2 separate regions of the Homo sapiens genome follow, and region 2 is linked to region 1. Evidence: chromatin loops called from intact Hi-C (ENCODE). Cell type or tissue: gastrocnemius medialis. All regions are shown on one strand. Links, peaks and the distances in the headings refer to the core of each region. The heading gives the core; the rest is flanking DNA. Region 1 overlaps GPRC5D-AS1 (GPRC5D and HEBP1 antisense RNA 1). Region 2 has its middle 38 kb from the start of EMP1.

Region 1 (9,973 bases), core at 683-8,682:
CTGCTCTATAGGGATATTTTTTCTGGTGTTTTTTGGCCCATTCTTTTTCTGTTCCTTTTCTTGATTTTTTTTCCTCTTATATTTCTAGACAGCTCCTGTGTTGGTTCTATTTTGAAAACTTGTTTTTTTTTTGTTTTGTTTTTTTGAGACTGAATCTTGCTCTGTCACCCAGGCTGGAGTGCAGTTTTGTGATCTCGGCTCACTGCAACCTCCGCCTCCTGGGTTCAAGGGATTCTCCTTCCTCAGCCTCCCAAGTAGCTGGAATTACAGGCATGCACCATCACGCCTGGCTAATTGTTGTGTTTTTAGTAGAGATGGGGTTTTACCATGTTGGCCAAGCTGGTCTCGAACTCCTGACCTTAAGTGATCCACCCACCTCTGCCTCCCAAAGTGCTGGGATTACAGGCATGAGCCACTGTGCCCAGCCCTTGAATACTTAGTTTAAAATGAATACAGTGTTTACTGTATCAGCGATTCATGGTAAGTCAATGTGGAAAAGGGGCAAGAATGTGTTTCAAGCTATGGAAATTTTAAGAAACAATTCTCAGGTTTATATGGGAGTTTATTTAGCCTTTCCCACACCCAACCAGATAAAATCTGTTCCCAATGTAAATTGTCTCTTTTCTTAATACTCCATGGACAGATGATGAGAAGGAGGAGAAGAGGAAGAGAATGTGGAGGAAGTGAATATGGCTGCATCAAGGGATTCTTCTTTTAAACCTACATAATTTTTAAAAATCGACCTGTGCATCCCAGCTCCCATTGGTGCAAACAAGTGATTTTGATTTTGTACTTCAGTGCATGCCCTTAACCTTGGTGAAATGTCTTTGCCACTTCTTTCTGAGATGTACAATCCTGAGTGATTGCTCCCTCTCTGAATTTTTTTGAATCCCTGCTTAATCTTCTCTACCTTTGGCATTCTTTTGCATACTTTGAGGTTCAAGGTTTTAACTGTTAAGTATTATGTTTGTATTTGCGTTTCTCCTTCTCCTTGCTATTTTTGGATAATTTTCTAAGAGGCAATAGAGAAATTCTGCTTTTATACCACCGTATTTAATTGAAAAGATGGAATCTGCATTTTGAAGGTTTCAGTGTGATAGATGACCTCAAGTTCTTTGATGTTCTTTCCATTGAGAGGTGGGGTCTACCTCCACTTCCCCTTGAATCTGGACTTGCTTCAGCCACTCACTTATATAACTAATAGAAGGTGGCAGAAATGACGGAGCATGACTTTTGAGTTAAGTCAGAGAGGCCGTGCAGCTACTGCATTGTTTGCCGGTACACTTGCCCTTGGAGCCCTGGGCCATCATGTAAGAAGGCTGCCATGCTGTGAGAACACCTAAGCCACATGGAGAGGCCACATGAAAAAGCTTGGTTGATAATCCCAGTTAAGCCCAACATTCGAATCATCCTAGCCCAGGTACCAGACATGTCAGTGAAGAAGACTTCATCCGCAGACATTTGAGACATCCCCAACTGCTTAAACCTTTCCAGTGGCATCGCCCAGACATTGTGAAGCAGAGACTTGCTATCCTCACTGCGCTTTGTCGGAATTCTTGACCCATAGAATCCTTAGGTATAATAAAATGGCTGTTTTATGGCATTCGTGTGAAGGAGGATTATTATACAGCAACAGACAATCAGAATGTCTGGTGAATCTTTTGCACAATAAAATTTGAAAACTACTGTCTGAGATAATTTTCACTGTACTCAAGAAAGTTGACGTCATGGTTGTATGCTGTTTTAACCCAGCTAAAGTCAAACAATTCTCAGAATTTCCTTCCTTGTGTGGTTCCAGGTTGGAGCTGGCCACAAAAGAAATTTGTTCAAGATTTTAAGTGTGGAAATGAAGAAGCAGTCACCTTTAATGCTCTAAAGGACAGTGTAGGGCATCAATTGCCATTGCAACCCAGACACATTATCACTGATCTGCTGATTTACCTTGTTGGCGTGGATCCTCAGCTCCTTCAGCTCATTTTTTTTTTTAAGTATAATTCCCATTTTATTATTCTCCAGAGAATAGTCTGTCTTCAGTCTTTAAGAACGCAGCTCCTAGGCCGAGCGGGGTGGCTCATGCCTGTAATCCCAGCACTTTGGGAGGCCGAGGCGGGCAGATCACGAGGTCAGGAGATCGAGACCATCCTGGCTAACACGGTGAAACCCTGTCTCTACTAAAAATACAAAAAATTAGCCAGGCGTGGTGGCGGGCGCCTGTAGTCCCAGCTACTCGGGAGGCTGAGGCAGGAGAATGGCGTCAACCCGGGAGGCGGAGCTTGCAGTGTGCCGAGATCGCGCCGCTGCACCCCAGCCTGGGTGACAGAGCAAGTCTCTGTCTCAAAAACAACAACAACAACAACAACAACAACAACAACAACAACAAAAAACAGCTCCTTACATGGGCTTGGTGGGGGTCGTGGGGCAGCATCCGCAGGTCTAAATCTGGGTGGGGGTGTTTGGTCACTATGGGCTTCACGAGGTCAATTCCTGACTACTTTGCTGTGAATCGCACAACCCACACAGTGATGCAGCTTCACATACAGCTTGGGAAGCACATAGGCATCGAAGATGCTTATTTCAGAAATGTCCCTGACTGTTGCAGCCTCCACTATGTTTCAAATGACGAATTTCTTAATGGCCTTGTCCTTGGGCACGCATTGGGCACAGTTCGTGCAGCAAATAAGCTGCATGTGGCCATGGCCCATTTTGGCACGACCATTGTTCCTTCTTTTCTTTGTCGTCTTGGAGGTACAGACTGGAGACTCCTTCAGCTCTTTGAGTTCTGGGTCAGGTGAAAGTGCTGCTCCGTGGTGAAATATGCCAAAGAGTAGGATAGTTAACAGAGCCCTGGGGCAAAACAGTAAAGGAGTTGCTGCTCATCTCACATTAAAAGCAAAAACCTGAAAAACATTTGGCCCTCTTTCTTGCTGAGGATTGAAAAGAACGCCCTTGCCAACTCAATAATGTAGACCAAGCAATACAGAGCTGTGTTGTCTATTTCAGTAACATGTGCCATATTGCAATGTATCTGGTTTGCAATGGCAATGGTATAGCAGCTGGGTATGGGACTACAATAACGGTTCAATTTTTGTAAGTTCATAGTAGTAGTCCAGCAGCCAGTTAATTTTTTTCTTTTTCTTTCTTTCAGGGCCAGAAAAGCAAATTAAACTGGAATGTTATGGAGACCACTATCCCTGCCTCCTTTCCTTTTTTAAAGGTGGCACTAATTTCTGTAATTCTTTCCAAGATGTGGCTTTCCTTCTGATATACCATCATGGCTGGAAGAGAAGATATGGGTGAGCTTAGAGGCTTCCACTTGGCCATTTTTACCATAATAGCTCTATTCAACAGGTCAAGAGAGAAATCTGAGGACTTTTCCAGTTTTTAATTATAACCATCCCAATTATGCACTCAGGGGCCTAACCATCACTGGTAGGTTTATGTAGCCCATGTGAAGTAGACTTGGACTGGGACTCCATATATCTCCTGGCTTTCATAAGCTTCTGCTCTAACTTGGGGACTATGCTGGCATTTCAGGCCCCCTGGCAGAATTATCAGCTAAGACTGTGTGTCTAATAGCCCTCAAAAATCTGGGTATTTCCGTTTTCCCTAGTGTATCTGGGAAAAGGCTGCAGGTCCCTTTGGGGAGGGAATGCAACCATGCTTATTGTATGTATTTGCAGTGGCATTGCAGGATTCCTTATCAAGGAGGTTAGACTTCCTTTTCAATCAGTAGGCTTTGGTTCTGAGAACTGGCCTAAGATCTGAAACAAAGGATTGTAATTACCCATTTGGTGACTGACATCAGCCTTTTGCTCACTAGCTTTCAATTTTTGTGTGGTCATATAAACCAAGCAGTAGTCTAATTGGTTGCCCTTCTGTATTGCTCTTATTAGCCATTGCCACAGATCCTAGTAGGTCAAGAAACCTTGACTGTCACTCTAGCTTTGGTCTGTATTACAGTAATTATGTTCCTCTTGACTCTTAAGATTAGACGCCACCATCTGGTCTCTGCTATTCTTGAATCTTATCATCCCCGTTGATAATAGCACAATTCCATTGCAAAATCTCTTTCTCTCAAATGTGATATACAGATGTACTGAGGGACACTTATGGCTGACCTCAAAAGATGCTGGCGCCTCACCACCACTGTTATTATGTACCGGTTATTACTTGGGCCTTCCTGGGGGACCTAGTCAGGTGGTAGGTTCTCTGATTCACATCACAAAGGATTTTAATATTTATACTTTTCTGGACTTGTTGACACCTTTCTCAATACTCTGTTGAGGCAATTCCAGCATCTCTATCTCACGGGAGACTGACACTGTATCCAAGCCTCGAGGAGTCATCCCAACAGCATTTTAGGACTGACTCCAAGTGTTCTTATCAGGACATTAAGTTCCAAGTGAATTAACATATGTTTTATCTCATATACTTATTTTTTGTGGCAAGAACACATAAAATCTACTCTTAGCAATTTTCAAGTACACCACATGTTGTTATAACCATACTCATGTTCCACAATCACCATCTAACATCATTATATTCTGTGATAGATCTCTTAAACTTATTCCTCTTATGAAATGGAAATTTTATATCTTTTGACTGACATCCTCCTTAATGATCCACCTACCCCTCACCATTCTACTCTCTGCCTCAATGAGTTTGATTTTTTTAGATTTCACATATAAGTGAGTTCATGTGGTATTTGTCTTTCTGGGTCTGGCTTATTTCATTTAACAAAATGTCATCCAGGTTCATCCATGTTATTGCAAATGACAGGATTCCCTTGTTCTGTTTTCAAGGCTGACTAGTATTCCATTATGTAGAGCTACTTCTAGTACCAACTGTTTAGCTTAGGTTTCTTCAAAGCGCTGAGCCTGAGACAAGGCTTGTGTGATGGTCATTATTTTGGAAAATGATTCTCCAAAGAAGAATGAGGGAAGAATGAAGCAGGAAAGGAGGGAAAGATAACTTAAGAGCACCTTACTGAGTGGATGGCACTGTGGAGAACTGGAGATTAATCCTTGTTAGGGACCGTCTGGGAAGTCATGTGCAGCGCACTTAAGAATCATCTACTTGAAGGGGAAGAAGGGAATATTTACCGCTGACTCCTACATGTTGCTGGCCGAGGATTGTCCCATGGGATATAACTCTCACATTTCCATTTTTGGAAAAAGCATTTGGTTCTTTTTTATCCTTTAGAGATGATCAATGAGACTTTTTTTAAAGTATCATTATGAACTTATGGATTTTAACATATTTAAGTCTGTCTGTTGTACTCATTATTCTTATTGATAATGTCCCATTTTGGCTATTGTGAGTGCCTTCAAATTGGTTCCTGTGACCTTTTAACATGAATCCAGCAGACTTTAGTAGCTTTCTTGTTTTCTAGTATGACAAAGTCTTCTAGGCTCATTCCTGCTCCAGACATGAAATCATCCATTTTCCCAAGGAGCCCTTCAGAGATCACGATCTGGCACTAGAGGTCCTCGTTGCTGTTGGGTTGGTCAATGTATGAAGTCCTGTTCCCTGGACAGAGCTAGAAATATGTTTTTGTTTAATGAAAAAGAGAAATACCTCATGAATTAGTACTCATATTTCTAATTCAAATAAAATATTACAGTTTTTCTTTACCTACCTTCTTTGATTTTATATTTGCACTTCTTTACTCTTACTAATTAACATAATTACTTATTTGCTTGTTAAAAGAAAAATTTTAGACATATTAAACAGTTCAATTGAGCAAAGAGCGATTCACAAATCAGGCAGCGTTCCCATCTCCTGGATCCAGAATAGATTTGGAGCAACTGTGGAGCTGTCACGTGGTTGGATAATATTTATGGACAGAAAAAGGAAAGTGGTGGACAGAAAACAGAAGTGAGGTACGGAAACAGCTGGATTGGTTACAGCTCAGTGTTTGAACATGGTTTCAACAGTTGGCGACCTGTGATAGGTTACAGTCTGTTTACATATCCAGTTAGGTTACAGTTCACTATATAAGGAGAAACCTTTAGGTCAAACTTAAAATACATAAGGAGGCAGCTTTAACTTAATTTAACACAGTTTAACCTGTTCTATTTGTATATATAATTGTTTCAAACATCATTACAAAATTACTTATTTGCTATACCCTATCATCTACGTGTGTATAATAGTTTCATACTCACTATATCAATATTGTTATTAACAATATGATCCCTGAATACAATTTAAGATTTCTTTGCAATTCTACTTTTCCCTTAGAATATATCCCGCTAGGAGGGTACAGTCAAATTAATATGTTTTGAAGTTATTGAATTAATTGGATGTCACGTTCTCTATATGTTAATAGTTAAACCATCAACTTAGTATTAATTTTGTTTCCAATTTTTAGGAACGGATATTTTCCCACCTTGATTTAATTTTATTTTTTAATTATGTAAACCATTTATGTGGTTTGTAAGTCAAAAGCTCTAAAACAAAGTATATTCAGAGAAGTTTAACTAACTTCTAACCCTATTCCAACTTGTTTTTTCCTTCCATTTTTCATTAGAGTTTAATTTATTCTTCCAGTTTTTTGTTTGTTTGTTTTTGTAGAGACAGGGTCTTGCTCTGTCACCCAGGATAGAGTGTAATGGCACAATCACAGCTCCCTGTAACCTTGAACCCCTGGGCTCAAGCAATCCTCCCACCTCGGCCTCCCAAAATGTTGGGATTACAGGCATGAGTCACTGTACCTAGCCCGTTATTCTTCCATTAAAAAAAACTATATATATGTATAGATAGATATATTCGCATTCCTTCCTTTCTTAGGTAAAAGGTAGAATACTATACACCTTAATCTGCTCCTTGCTTTTTTTCACTTAATCATGCTTCATGGAATTCACTTTGTAATGATGCTTAGAGATTGTATTCCTTTCTAGAGCTTCACAATTCTTTTTGTGAATTTATTGAGATATAAATTGAAGACGGTGCAAGCAGATTTGGAAAGTAATGGAGTCCTTAACTAGAAGGATAGATTTATCACTCATTGCAATGTGGAAGACTGCAAAAGGAACAAATTTTGGGGGAAATATCAGAAATTTAGTGGACATATTTTGCTTGAGATGTCTATTAGACATGCAAGAAGAACTACAAATAGGCAGTTTTGGATACCCTAGTCTAGAATTCAAGGGTGAGATCCAGGCTAGACATATAATTTGGAAGTTAATACCCGGGGAGTTTGGTGAAGGAATGGAAGAGTAAACGCTCTAGGCTGGTCATTTCTCCCCTGATTTTATTAACTCCTAAATGTAGGAGATTTGGGTTGCCTGTTTTGAGCCCCTGGACTCCTGTTTCACTGATTTCCATGGTGAACAGGTAGGCAATCATTGTCTCCAAGCAGAGTAGGAAAGGGGCAGAGGAAAATGCAATCTTGTTCTCGCTAACTTTGTCCCCTGCCAGTATTCTCTTCTGGGCTACAGTCAACCCTTCTTCCCCCCAACCTTCAGGTGCAGAGCTTCCCTCTCCCAGGGTTTCTTACTGTTGATGTAATTAGTTCCTGGAATCTATGTTTCCTTCTGAGCTTCTCCTTGTTTGATTCTGGGGAAGAAAGCCAGTAACCGATGCCAGTTTTCCATCTTTGCAGGAACTCAAAGTTCTATTAGATTTTCAAAATTAAACAAGGGGAAAGAATATTTTTTTAAGAGAAAAAAGATGGGGAAACTGATTTATCATCTCTTTCAAATGTCCTGTGAAACTATTCCAAGGAGGTTGATTCTGATTAGACTCAGACTGGGGAAAATAGGGATTCAGCAAAGCTGGGAACTGCATACTGGGGAAGAAAATAAAGAACTGACTACTTGCCAGGAAACAAAAAGTATTCCATGTGAAGACATGCTTTAACTCTAAAACCTTTCTGAAATTCTGCCTTGGGTAAACATGTATAGTATTTCCTCAAGAGCTACATTTCCCCAGCCTACGGTAAACAAGGGGAAAGATACCAAGTTCATCACAGATTATTTCTCTTCAATCTTGTATGATTCACTACAGTTATGCAGAGAAAATGTTTTAATATTATAAAGTCAAGCATAAACACCTACAAAGTTAAATACGATGAACATTAAAATAAACAGGAGAGGTAGTTTATAAAATTAAACTAGATGACATAATTGGAAGTTAATACAACTTAAATAGATCTTAGAAAAGTTTTCTGATGAAAATTAATATCTACATTTTTATATAGTTTCTCTTGATTGACTATGTCCTTAGTATACTCTGTATTTTGTTTTCTATTTTTGTACTGGTGGCTTTTAAACAATTTTTTACAGGAAGTATGTTTATTATCTACCAATACAGATGAAAAAGGAGTCAAAAGTGAAAGTTCCCCTGTGATAGCAGAACCTTCCCTTCATGGGTGCAAGGCAGCATACCTCCCAGAGATAACGGCTCTTGACAGTTTAGTATTTATCTTTCCAGACTTTAAAAACACAAATTAACATTTTTACATATACACACATATATTGAATGCATACATATTTCAGATATACGTAGAGAGATAATTACATCTCTATATATCTGAAACTTATGATTGGTATGTTTATATATTATTAGTACATTTAGATCTATGTCATTATTTGAAATAGCTGAAATTCATTTTGCACATATATTAATAAATTATATTTTATTTCATTGAAAAATACACACAAAAAGAGAAAATTAAAAGAAACCTGCCTGTGGTCCCAGCTACCCTGGAGGTAGAGGTGGGAGGCTTGGGCCTGGGAGGTGGAGGTTGCAGTGAGCCAAGATTGTACCACTGCACTCCAGCTTGGGTCACAGGGCAAGACCCTGTCTCAAAAATAAAATAAAATAAAATAATAAAATAAAAATAAAATAGAATAAAATGAACCATATATTTTTATCCCTTTTTAAATTAAAACATTATAAAAATAATCTGAAAAAGTAGTATCTGGTCATTGGTCCCAGTTGTATCTCTTCTTTTCTATGTTGCCAGTTTGTATTTTTTGCACATTCACTAAAAGAGAGAAGAAATCCACAGATCTGTAAGGCTAAGGTGTAAAAAGGAATACATTCATAACAGAAGCAAATAAACTCTTGAATGCCTGGTCTTTAAGACTGGGGAGTGGAGGAAAATATATTCAACAATTTATCTGACAAGAGAACAGAAACGGAGGATTAAAATTAAGGTTAAAAAGAGAATTTGAAAGCAATTATATGAGACAGGCAGAAAAACTTCATGCAAAAATCCTTTCTTTAAAATGTTTACTGTTATTTAAGGTTGGCCTTGTAATGAGGAAAATAGCTTCATTCTTAGAAATAAGAACATACTTCAGGTTTTTCAGGCCAACCAATGTAGAAAAACATGAAGTGAGTTCTGTGATGAGATAGGTTGAAGTAACCCCCAGTACATTCACTTCTCTAAAAATAGCCATTTCTTTCATGACAAAATACCTATAGAAAAATAATGAAAATTGCCATTCTTGGTCTTTAAGCCTCTACTAGTGGAAATGGAAATTTCCTCAGCTTTTAGAGTCCATATCTAAGGTCTTTAAAGACCTAAAGCCCATGCAGTGAGAGAGAAAACATTTGTGAGAGGCAGGAGGAATTAACTCCATAAAGAAATACCTCTCTAGGGAATGTAAGGCTTGATTGCAGAAGTAAATATTAGCCTCAAAGGAAAACCTTTTGCAGTAAAATGACAAAACTTCATGTACTTAACGCAAAGGGAAGGGGAATTTCTTTTTTGTTTTGAGACAGAGTCTTGCTCAGTCTGGAGTCGCTCAGGGTGGAGTACAGGAGTGTGATCATAGCTCACTGCAGCCTCAACCTCCCAGCTCAAGCAATTCTCCCACCTCAGCCTCCTGAGTAGCTACGATCACAGACATGTGCCACCACATCTGGCTAATTTTTTTCTTTTGTAGAGATGGGGTCTTGCCATGCTGTCCAGGCTGTATTTTTGATAAAAAGAAGAAAATAACCTTAAGCAAAATTTCCT
Region 2 (9,973 bases), core at 724-8,723, 210 kb after region 1:
AATCCTTGTCCTAGTGGGTGTCTGATTTCCAGTCTTTCATTTCACACGTTGACACTAGATGTCAGGGAAAGACTTAGCGTTCTACTTTGCAGGTCTCAGATCTCTTCAGCAGGAAGGAAGGCTGCCTGAGACAGAAATCAGGTATTGAAGACTGGCAGATTTCCCACTGTGAGCCACTGGGGACACCAGGGCTCTTATGCCAAAATATCACTATCCTGCTCACGCCCTGTTAGACATACTCTTGATGCTGTTAAAGCCCATAGACAGAACAGGTTAGATCAAGGTCATTTCATCAAAAAAGTTTTTTTTTTTTTTTGAGCGGGGGGAGGGGGAATGAAAGTCATTAATTTACCCTTTCGATTTTATTATAAAAGAGATTCAATTTTACTTTTCAAAAAAGGACAGAAGGTATAACATGGTCGTGTTTTATAATCCTTTTCATTAGTAAATTAGGAAGGAGGTAAACCAGTTAAAAATTATATGGGAGTCTCATAAGATTGTTCTGATGCTCTGTAGTACTTCCTTACATTTTGCAAAAATGACATTTTGTTTTAAATGATATTAAGCAAAAATGTGTTTTTACTGCAGAATAACTAAATCCTGACTTGCTTTCATTATGTTGCTATTATGATTCCCAAGGCTCTCAGCCCCTTCACAGGCTTCCTGATGTAACAAAAAACGATGGGCTTTTATAAAAAGTATGGATAACACATTCAAAAATTTTCCTTCTTCCTTCCTTCCTTCTCCTTCCTTCCTTCCTTCTTTCCTACCTTCCTTCTTTCCTCCCTCCCTCCCTCCTTTTTTCCTTCCTTCCTTCCTTCTCTTCCTTTTTTTTTTTTTTTTTTTAGCTTGCAAGAAGGCAATGTGAACAAACTGGAACCGGGAAGGATGGTGGTAAAGGACAAAGCCAGAAAAGGGTACAGGATTTCCCTTGTCATGCATATATTTTTGCTCTAGTCCAAAAGGTCATGGCCGTCGTATTCTCAGCCACCCTTTGGAAATAAGGTGGCTAGTCATCTACCCACCCAAGTTTAAAAATAGCCCTTCCTTGGTAGGAGGAGCCCACAGTGGGAGGAGGGCCCATCCAGATGCTGGGGAGCAGCCCCGCCTATGGAAAGATGTTCCAGGAGCCCCCTTGGTGCATCTGGGAGCCATTATATCATCACCAAAAATAGTATTATTAATACCGTATGTGTGTGTCCTTCATTTATTTGTGAACTGGATGTTGTGCAAGTCACAGGGGACTTGAAAAGAAAAAGACAAGTTTTTTGCTGGCTCACGATGGAGGCAGGAGAGAGACATGCTGGAAAACCATTCTAATGCTTATGATAGATATTTACAATGGTTGGTCATTGTTACCTACTGCAATCCAGACAACTCCATCTTCTTGGAACTTTCAGATAAAGATTGATGTGGGGTATGGTGGCTCACGCCTGTAATCCCAGCACTTTGGGAGGCTGAGGCAGGAGGATCACTTTGGGTCCAGGAGTTCAAGACCAGCGTAGGCAATGTGGTGAGGCCTCATCTTTACAAAAAAATCAAGATTAATGTGGACAAAGAGTTTCAAAGTGTAAGGCAGATTAGAGAATTACTTGAGCGGGAATGAAAATATGGAGAGATGTCAGTACTACTGGTTTATTGATCAAGATTTTGACTGGTTTATTTATAAAAATACCCATATGACACATACTATGTGCCAGGCATCATTTTAAACACTTTGCAACTGTAAGCTCCTTTCATCCTTACAACTCTCTAAGTAGGTACCAGTATTAGTCCCATGTTGGAGATAAGTAAATTGAAGCACAAAACGGTTAAGTAACTTGCCCAAGTATTCACAGATAGAGCTAGAATCCTGGGGGTCATTTCACTTATCTTTTCTTCTGCTCAACCTGAATGCTCACCTAACAACATGCTTTTTCTTTTCACCTAGGAAGAGAGCGTTATGTAGTTTAACAGTTTGTGATTTTGGAGTCAGTCAGATCTATGTTTGACAGTTAGCTCTGCCACGTAATAACTGACTTTGGGGCAACTTTTACTGAAGTTCTCTGAGCCTAGTCTTTCTTATAAGGAAAGGTGGTAACTAATTCCTATAGTTGTTGGAAGAATAAAAGGAGATATTGTAGTAAGATTACGTACTCTTGATAAATGTTCTTACTTCCTGTGGAAGCCAGGCTCTACGATCACCCACACGGATTCTCATTTCCTGGTGATCAGGCCCTTGTGTAGTTCTTCCCACTTGGATAAGGCTGACCTATGTAACCAGTAGAATATTGTAGAGGGACTTCTGAGGTTAGAGCATAAAACACACAGCAGCCTTGCACCCTCATTGATCTGGGGAAAGCCAGCTGCCATGCCATGGTGATATGATTTGTCTGTGTCCTCGCCCAAATCTCAACTTGAATTTTAGCTCCCAGGATTCCCACTTGTTGTGGGAGGGACCCAGGGGGAGGTAACTGAATCATGGGGGCTGGTCTTTCCCGTGTTATTCTTGTGATAGTGAATAAGTCTTACGAAATCTGATGGTGTTATCAGGGGTTTCTGCTTGTGCTTCTTTCTCATTTTTCTCTTGCCACCTCCATGTAAGAAGTGCCTTTCACCTCCTGCCATGATTCTGAGGCCTCCCCAGCCATGTGGCACTATAAGTTGAATTAAACCTCTTTTTCTTCCCAGTCTCAGGTATGTATTTATCAGCAGCGTGAAAACAGGCTAATACACATGGGGACTCCTAGGCAGCCCAGTGGAGAACTCTGGTAACAGAGGCCTCCTGCTTCATTCATCTTGCCAGCCAGGTGAGTGGACCATTTTAGAAGCAGATCCTCTAGCCCCAGTCAAGCCTTCAGATGACGGCAGCCCTGGCCAAGATCTTGACTGGAGCCTCATAAGAGATACTAAACATGAACTGCTCAGCCAAGCCGCTTGTGGATTCCTGACCCATAGAAACTGTATGAGATAAGAAATACTTACTGTTGCTTTACACCGCTAAGTCTGGAGAAGTTTGTAACACAGCAATAGATAACTAATATACTTTCCCTCATCTATTCTTTCACCAGTAGGTCAAGCTGGACTCTTATCTTGTCTCCACCTCTCACAGCACATTCTGCTCCAGACATAAGTGCAGTGGGTGAAGTTTGTCCTGGGGACATACCCCCTTGCAATCCATTTCACTTGACCTTTCTGCTGCCAGCTGAAAATATCTTGGCCTCCTCGTATGCTCAACCAATCTTCACTGGCATTCAGCAGCCCACTAGGTGTTCATGGGCATGAGCTCTCGTGTGTCTTTCTGGGGACATTTACACTGGAATAGTGGGCACAGAGGATGAAGAACCTTTATAAGATAGCCTAGGGTTTCCCTTTAAACTCTTGTTTTGGGCCTCAAACATGTTAGGTATGGGTCTGGACCTAAGTTGGAATAACTCCCTGTAAAAAAATCTAAATTCCTTGTAATCACTTTCATGGCCAATTGGGCTCTGGCCGCCCCACCCCTCCAATTCGTCTTTTACCAGTCATTCCTCACTCACTGTGCCCAGCCCACCCTGGCCTTCCCTTCTCCCCTCCCCTCCCCTCCCCTCCCCTCCCCCTCCCCTCCCCTCCTCTCCTCTCCCCTCCCCTCCCCTCGCCTTCTTTCCCTTTCTTTCTGACAGGGTCTCACTCTGTCTCCCAGGCTGGAGTGCAGTGGCGCAATCATGGTTCACTGCAGCCTCAATCTCCTGGGCTCAACTGATCCTTCCACCTCAGCCTCCTGAGTAGCAGGGACTATGGGCACACGTCATTATGCCCAGTTGATTTCTGTATTTTTAGTAGAGATGGGGTTTTGCCATGTTGCCCAGGCTGGTCTTGAACTCCTAAGCTCAAGCGATCTGTGCACCTCGGCCTCCCAAAGTGCTGGGATTACTGGCATGAGCCACAGTGCCCAGCCCACTCAGCCCTTACTGTCCCAGGAGAATGTCAAGGTTATTCTCTCCACTGGGTTTTTGTACCTGCTGTTCTCCCTGCCTGCAGTCCTCTTTCTGCAGGTCTTCACTTGATTGGTTTATTCTCATCATTCAGATGCCAACTCAGTGGCACCTGCTTAGAGAGGCTTTCGTTTATGAAATAAATGAAGGCCTCCCAGGCCCACTATTCCTGCTATACTTTACAATACTACCATGCTGTTACCTTCATAGCAGTTACCATTAGTGAATTGTCCTATTCATTGGTTTGCTCACTTGGTCTTTGTTTATCTCCCACTCCCTTGTGTCACATATGCTTCATGAGGCAGGGTTGTCTTGGTCACACACCGCATGTCAAGTGCTTGGCATATATATAGTATCTGAGAAATTTATTCACTGAGATGCAATATGTGTGTAACTCAGACTTGGTTTTGTTGGCTATAAGATGAGATTATGCCTAGTCCTTGTTTACAATTCACATATAGATTAGAAACAATAGAAATGCTCATAGCACATGTGCATGGTATGCTGTGTAGTAGTAACAACATTAATGCAATTTTCCATCGTCTCTGGCCCGTTTCCTGAAACTGTAAAAATTCCATGCATTGGGCCAAGTCTCTCCCACCTGGACAGCCCTACTGCCCCTCACCCTTCCCATCCATGTTCTGCTCTAATTCTCTGCATCTGCACCCCTACAGGACCTTTTCCTTTTCTGGTTTCTACTACAGTTGTTAATGTAACTGCATCTCCTGGTGGCCACTTCTGATATGACACATTGTGGAGTTGGGAGGACATTATTGGAAACCTGTTTGTGGGTCATTCTCAAGTCGTTTCAGGAGGAGAAACACCAGCCTCAAGTTCAGATAAAAAGTCTAGGCCACAGAAATTACGGTCTCCATATCCAGCCTTTCCTGAAATCTGCATCCCCGTCTGTGACCTTACTGCCTGGCCTCGTTCAAACCCCAGCGTCTTATCTGGCTTATTGCCTCCTCCCATCTAAAAATATCAGCTTGTAATTGATCTCCCCTCCACACATTCTCCTTCTCCACATATACATTTTCCTGATGTTCATATTTTCTCAGGCCACCACTCTGCTTAAAAACAAGCAATGGCTCCCTACTGTATGAAGAATAAAGTCCCAGCTCCTCAGCCTGGCATCCGGGACACTTCAAAGCCTGGGTTCTACCTGGCTTTCTAGTTTCACTCTCTTCTACACTCCCGCCTCCTCAATCATTGCATGCTCATGCCTAAGGCATCTGGACCATTCCTCAAAACTACGCCTCTACATCATCAAAGCCCTGTCGGCCTTCATGCTGTTCTCTCTACCTGAAGTGCTCTGCTCCCACTTTTACCTGACAGTTGAATCCTGTCCCACTCAGAGCCAGCTCCAAGGCTCCATCTTCCATGAACTGCCTCCTGCCCCGCCCTCCCCTGCACCATTATGTCTTGGTGGAAATATAGCAATTATGCCTACTAGCCTCTCGAACAATGCTAATGGGCATAATTGTTCATATTTCCACCAAGACATGATGGAGTTTTATTTACTTTAACCCTGTCATGTGCACAGTAGGTCATTAACATCTGTTAAATGGGTCAATGAGTATTGGAAGCTAGAGTCCATGTTTCCCAGAGCCTAGTCAGGCTAGTCTGAGAAGTGAGAGGCCACATGTGGTGATATTGGGACAGAATCTTTGAAATTGGCATGGCCTTGGGCAACCTGGGGTGCAGAGTTACTTTAAACTGGAAGCAGAGCTTCCACTGAAATTCTATGAGCTTTAGTTTCCTTAGGGGATTACTGGGCACAATTATTTCTGAATCTCCTTTTTTATCTTGAGAGAATGAAGGCGAAGATCTTAGAATAATGGTTTATGTACTTTGACATGCCAAGATAAAAGGCAAAGTGTAAAAGTTAATACTGGAATATTAACTAACATGTGTTTGGGAAATTGTATTCCTGCAACACTATTTCTTTTTTGAAATTTAGTTGCATTTCATATTTCTTTGGTTTGTATCCCAAGATAACTGTGGGTTACTAGTAGCTGAGATGAATGGAGCTTATGCAACTATACAATCTTTCAATGGATTTTGAGACAAAGCATTTAGTATTCTGTAGTGAACACAATAGTCCTAGAGATTCAGAAACCAGATACATAAATTCATCTTTTTTTCTGAGTCACTTTGTTGTGTCTCTTAGTGATCTTTTGACTCAGTTTTTTCACCTGAAATTTGGAAATATTATTTGATTTCCGATATTTCCAATAAGTTAAATGTTCAGTGAACACTAATTGAGTCATACCCATAGAGCTGAAGGTTTTCCAGAAAAATGCCTCAGAAGAAGTTAAATTTGAAGTTGCATATTTGTGGCCTGTTTTTCTGTTTCATACACCTACACCCCAAGACCAGCATTATAGGGTGCACATCTTCTGTTACTCTTCTTGGCTATTGGGGAGATTACTTGCCTGGCTCAGAGAGGAAACCTTTCTATGTTCTTTGATAGATTTTATACATTAGAGCCCCTTCTTGCTCAGAAGATAGCAGCAGGTGGCTAAGCTTGGAATATCTACTGTCAATTCCATGTAGAGAGCTACATCAGACCAGGTCCCAACAACCCAACCTTCATCAGAGACCCAACCTCCATCAGAGACCCAACCTCCGTCAGAGATCCTACCACCATAGAGACTGGTAGGAGTTTCATGGTAGGCGTTAAGCATGAGCCTGTCTCTGGGTCTGTGTCTCTATTTCTGGGTGAAGGAATATATATATATATATTCTCTTGGGCACATCCTACTTAAAAAAAGGAGATTAACCATATTACATCCCTGACTTGCACCATGTGGCTTAATAAGCAAGACATGTCATAAAGTTAACAGTTAGTTCTATGGCTTATAGCAGTGTAAACTAAATACCTGAGTGTAGTTTCTAGAGTAATTAGAGTCTGGTGGGATTGGGACAGGTTTCCACATTCCCTAGGGTTTCTGAATAATCCTAGGCCAAGCTTGGATCTTAAGTACTTTCTTTACTTTTTTTTTTTTTTGAGACAGCAGCTCACTCTGTCACCCAGGCTGGAATTCAGTGACACCATCACGGCTCACTGCAGCCTTGACCTTCTTGGCTCTATCGATCCTCCCACCTCAGCCTCCCGGGTAGCTGGGACTACCGGTGTACACCATCATGCCCAGCTAATTTGTTGTATTTTTTGTAGAGATGGGTTTTGCCATGTTGCTCAGGCTTGTCTTGAACTCCTGGGCTCAAGCAATCCACCTGCCTAGGCCTCCCAGAGTGCTGGGATTACATGTGTGAGCCACTGTGCCTGGCCTGATCTTAGGTATTTTGAAGACCAATTAACTGGGGTTTCTTCTTGACTGTCCAGGGATACTTTTTGTTTACTACTGATCTGTCAGAGACCTTGAAAATCATCCCTGGCCAAGGCTCAGAGGTTTCTTAAGGGGCCAGCTAGAGCTTGGCATTATCAAGGCTTGCCATGAAGAGAAAATGCCCCCAAGACCCACCCAGGGTCAGATCTTTCATGCTCATGTGAACTTGTAGAATAATTATTCCAAAGTCCCAGCCACTACCCAGAAAGCAGTATATAGTTAATACGTTCCTGGCAAATATAAGTCCCTCTGCATGGCTCTGCAATTTAGACTACCACTCATGAGAATAACACCAAGGCCTAGACCAACAGCATTGTGTATGTACCCTGGAAAATACTTCAGATCTCATTGATTCATCTCCCAACCAGATCAAGTATGTGAGATAAACAGCCAGTTCCATGGGATATGGTTGCTTTGTTTTATTTGAGATTGTGTTTCAAACACACCACCTACCAGTACTACTACCAGTGCTGGAATATTTGGGGTACCCATTCCTAGGCTATATGTGAGCCAAGTTCAACAGATTGTATGATTCCCCACCAAGTTCAGAGGAAGGGTTGCCCACCAGGTACTCGCCGGTCTGAGCTAAGCAACTGCAGAATGAGGGAAACACACTTAACAGATGAGGCTGTGAATGCCGGTGCTGATGTCCTCTGTTCTAAGAGCAAATGATGTCTTCCATAATATGGATGCAGTCATGGCCAAATGTATATTCAGCAGTATGTTCCTCCCATCGCTGCTCTGGGGAGATAACGGATAATGCTATTCCTCCAGTAGTGTGAAGTGAGAGGGGGTCAAGAAAACATTTTCAGTTTAGAGCAACGGGGCGTGAGATGCATCCAATCTTATGCAATCCTAAGTCCCTGGGCACGAATGGAATTTGTAACCAGCAAAGAAATTCTTTATAATAATTTAATTTGTATGTGAGATTGAGCTTGTGAGAGTGAGTGACAGAGAGGTAGAGGGGAAAAGACAGAGGGAATGAGAGGGGAGAAAGACAATGAAAAAGATGAATGAGAATGAATAATGGGAGGCAAAGATAAAGGAAAAGCAATATAAAGCAGAGAGGGGAGAGAAAAGAAGTAATAACTTCTGATAATTGCGGAAATATATCACAAACATAATTGTATAAAAGGAGGGATTTAGATAGTGAACAGGAAAGTTGAGAGCATGGCTGAAGGTAGAAGAAAGAAGGAAGAAATGAATAACAGGAAAACAAAGAGAGAAAAAAAAGGAAAACATTTCAAGGAATAGGTAGGAAACAAGATGTGCCTTGGGAATTTCAATGAATTATTTTGTCTCCCAAGTTTTAAACTTACAATGTGTTCTGCCATGACGGTCTAATTCTCAATTAAGATATGCTAATAAGGCTGACCGCATACCATATACTCGCCATGCCTGATAAGCAGTTTAGCTTCTTTTTGGGTTTGGTGGGAGAGCAGTTATGTTTCCACACTGAAGTTTCTCATTGGCTTTCCTCCTACAAAGGCGCAAAATGACCACATGTTGTTCTTACTAATATTTGTTTTAGTCTGACACACTTCGATCTCTGCCGAGTTGACTACTAACTGCTTCGTACACACTTCGTATTCCTCCACCTGCTTTCAGTTACCTTCATTAAAAATATTCACATAAATCTTTATTAATAGAGAAAAATGGATTCACTCTGGTTTATTTATCTGTGGGTAAGTTTAATTATTTTCCAGTATGCAAAGCATCTTAGGAGGCTGCAAACATGGCTCAGAAGTAACATTGCCAGAAAAGGGGAAGCTTGTGCCATAGAGTCAACTTGCTGACCTGCAAGTAACAGACAGTGAATGTTAGCTGAATGATGGTAATTGAGTGAAAATTTGGACTGCCCTTCAAGGGATGTTAGAAAGAGTATCAGAAAAGGGCAGGAAGACTTAACATATATAGTGACCAATTACTGAGCATCCAAGCATAGTGAAAATCACCGTGCATATATTATCACATTTCACAGAAGCAGAACCCATTCTTTTTCATATGCAAATTTCTCCTTAAAAATCTCTGTCCTATGATACTGTGGGAACTCTAGGCTACTTCTCGATGGCTTCTAGGCATCCCCAGGAAGTGCGTATATTCTCCTGAAATCATTGCCAAGGGCTTACTGCAGATTATCCCAGGTTTCTCCTGCTGGGCTCACCTTGCCTCTCCACAGTGCACCACAATTTCTGGTCCGCTCCATCTTAAGATGTCATTGTAGATCTTCCCTTTATTTCCAAAGCCAATGCAATCACAAAGATATGGAGAGTAGCAATGGTTAAGATTATAAGCTTTGCAGTCAAACTTCTTGAGTTCAAATCCAGGCTCTGAATCTTACTAGTTGTATGACCTTAAGTTACTTGTATGACCTCCTGTACCTCAGTTTTTTACTCAGTTTTTTTACCTCAGTGAAATGAGGCTGATAATAATACTTTTTTCCCTGGGTTGCCATGAAGATTAAATAAGTTAACTCATTCTGCGAGTTAATTTTTATGTGAGATTGAGCCCGTGAGAATGAGTGACAGAGAGGTAGAGGGAAAAAAATGGAGGGAGTGAGAGAGGAGAAAGTGGGAAAGACAATGGAAAAGATAAATGAGAATGAATAATGGGAGGTAGAGATAAAGGAAAAGCAATAGAAAGCAGAGAAGTTAATTCATTAAAATACAT

Evidence for each region. Hi-C counts contacts between places; a loop is a spot of excess contacts. Peaks named below come from ENCODE experiments on the same cell type or tissue, not always from the same donor. Only the 100,000 strongest peaks of a DNase experiment are listed, where the experiment ranks them.
Region 2: a loop joins it to region 1, with 5 times the contacts of the local background. A loop is called at or near these places in 11 of 110 quality-filtered maps.

What each region holds. Positions count from the first base shown.
Region 1 is chr12:13,018,869-13,028,841 of GRCh38, forward strand. It overlaps GPRC5D-AS1 (GPRC5D and HEBP1 antisense RNA 1), which reads left to right. Exons shown (of 3, transcript NR_149067.1): 3 at 3,146-3,630. It also overlaps the pseudogene RPS26P46. Among named protein-coding and RNA genes, the nearest start is that of FAM234B, 21 kb to the right of the region's middle. In gastrocnemius medialis, for the core only: no CTCF peak of the experiment used is centred there; a DNase peak (open chromatin) is centred at 5,477.
Region 2 is chr12:13,229,564-13,239,536 of GRCh38, forward strand. No RefSeq gene overlaps it. Among named protein-coding and RNA genes, the nearest start is that of EMP1, 38 kb to the left of the region's middle. In gastrocnemius medialis, for the core only: a CTCF peak has its summit at 4,683; a DNase peak (open chromatin) is centred at 1,098.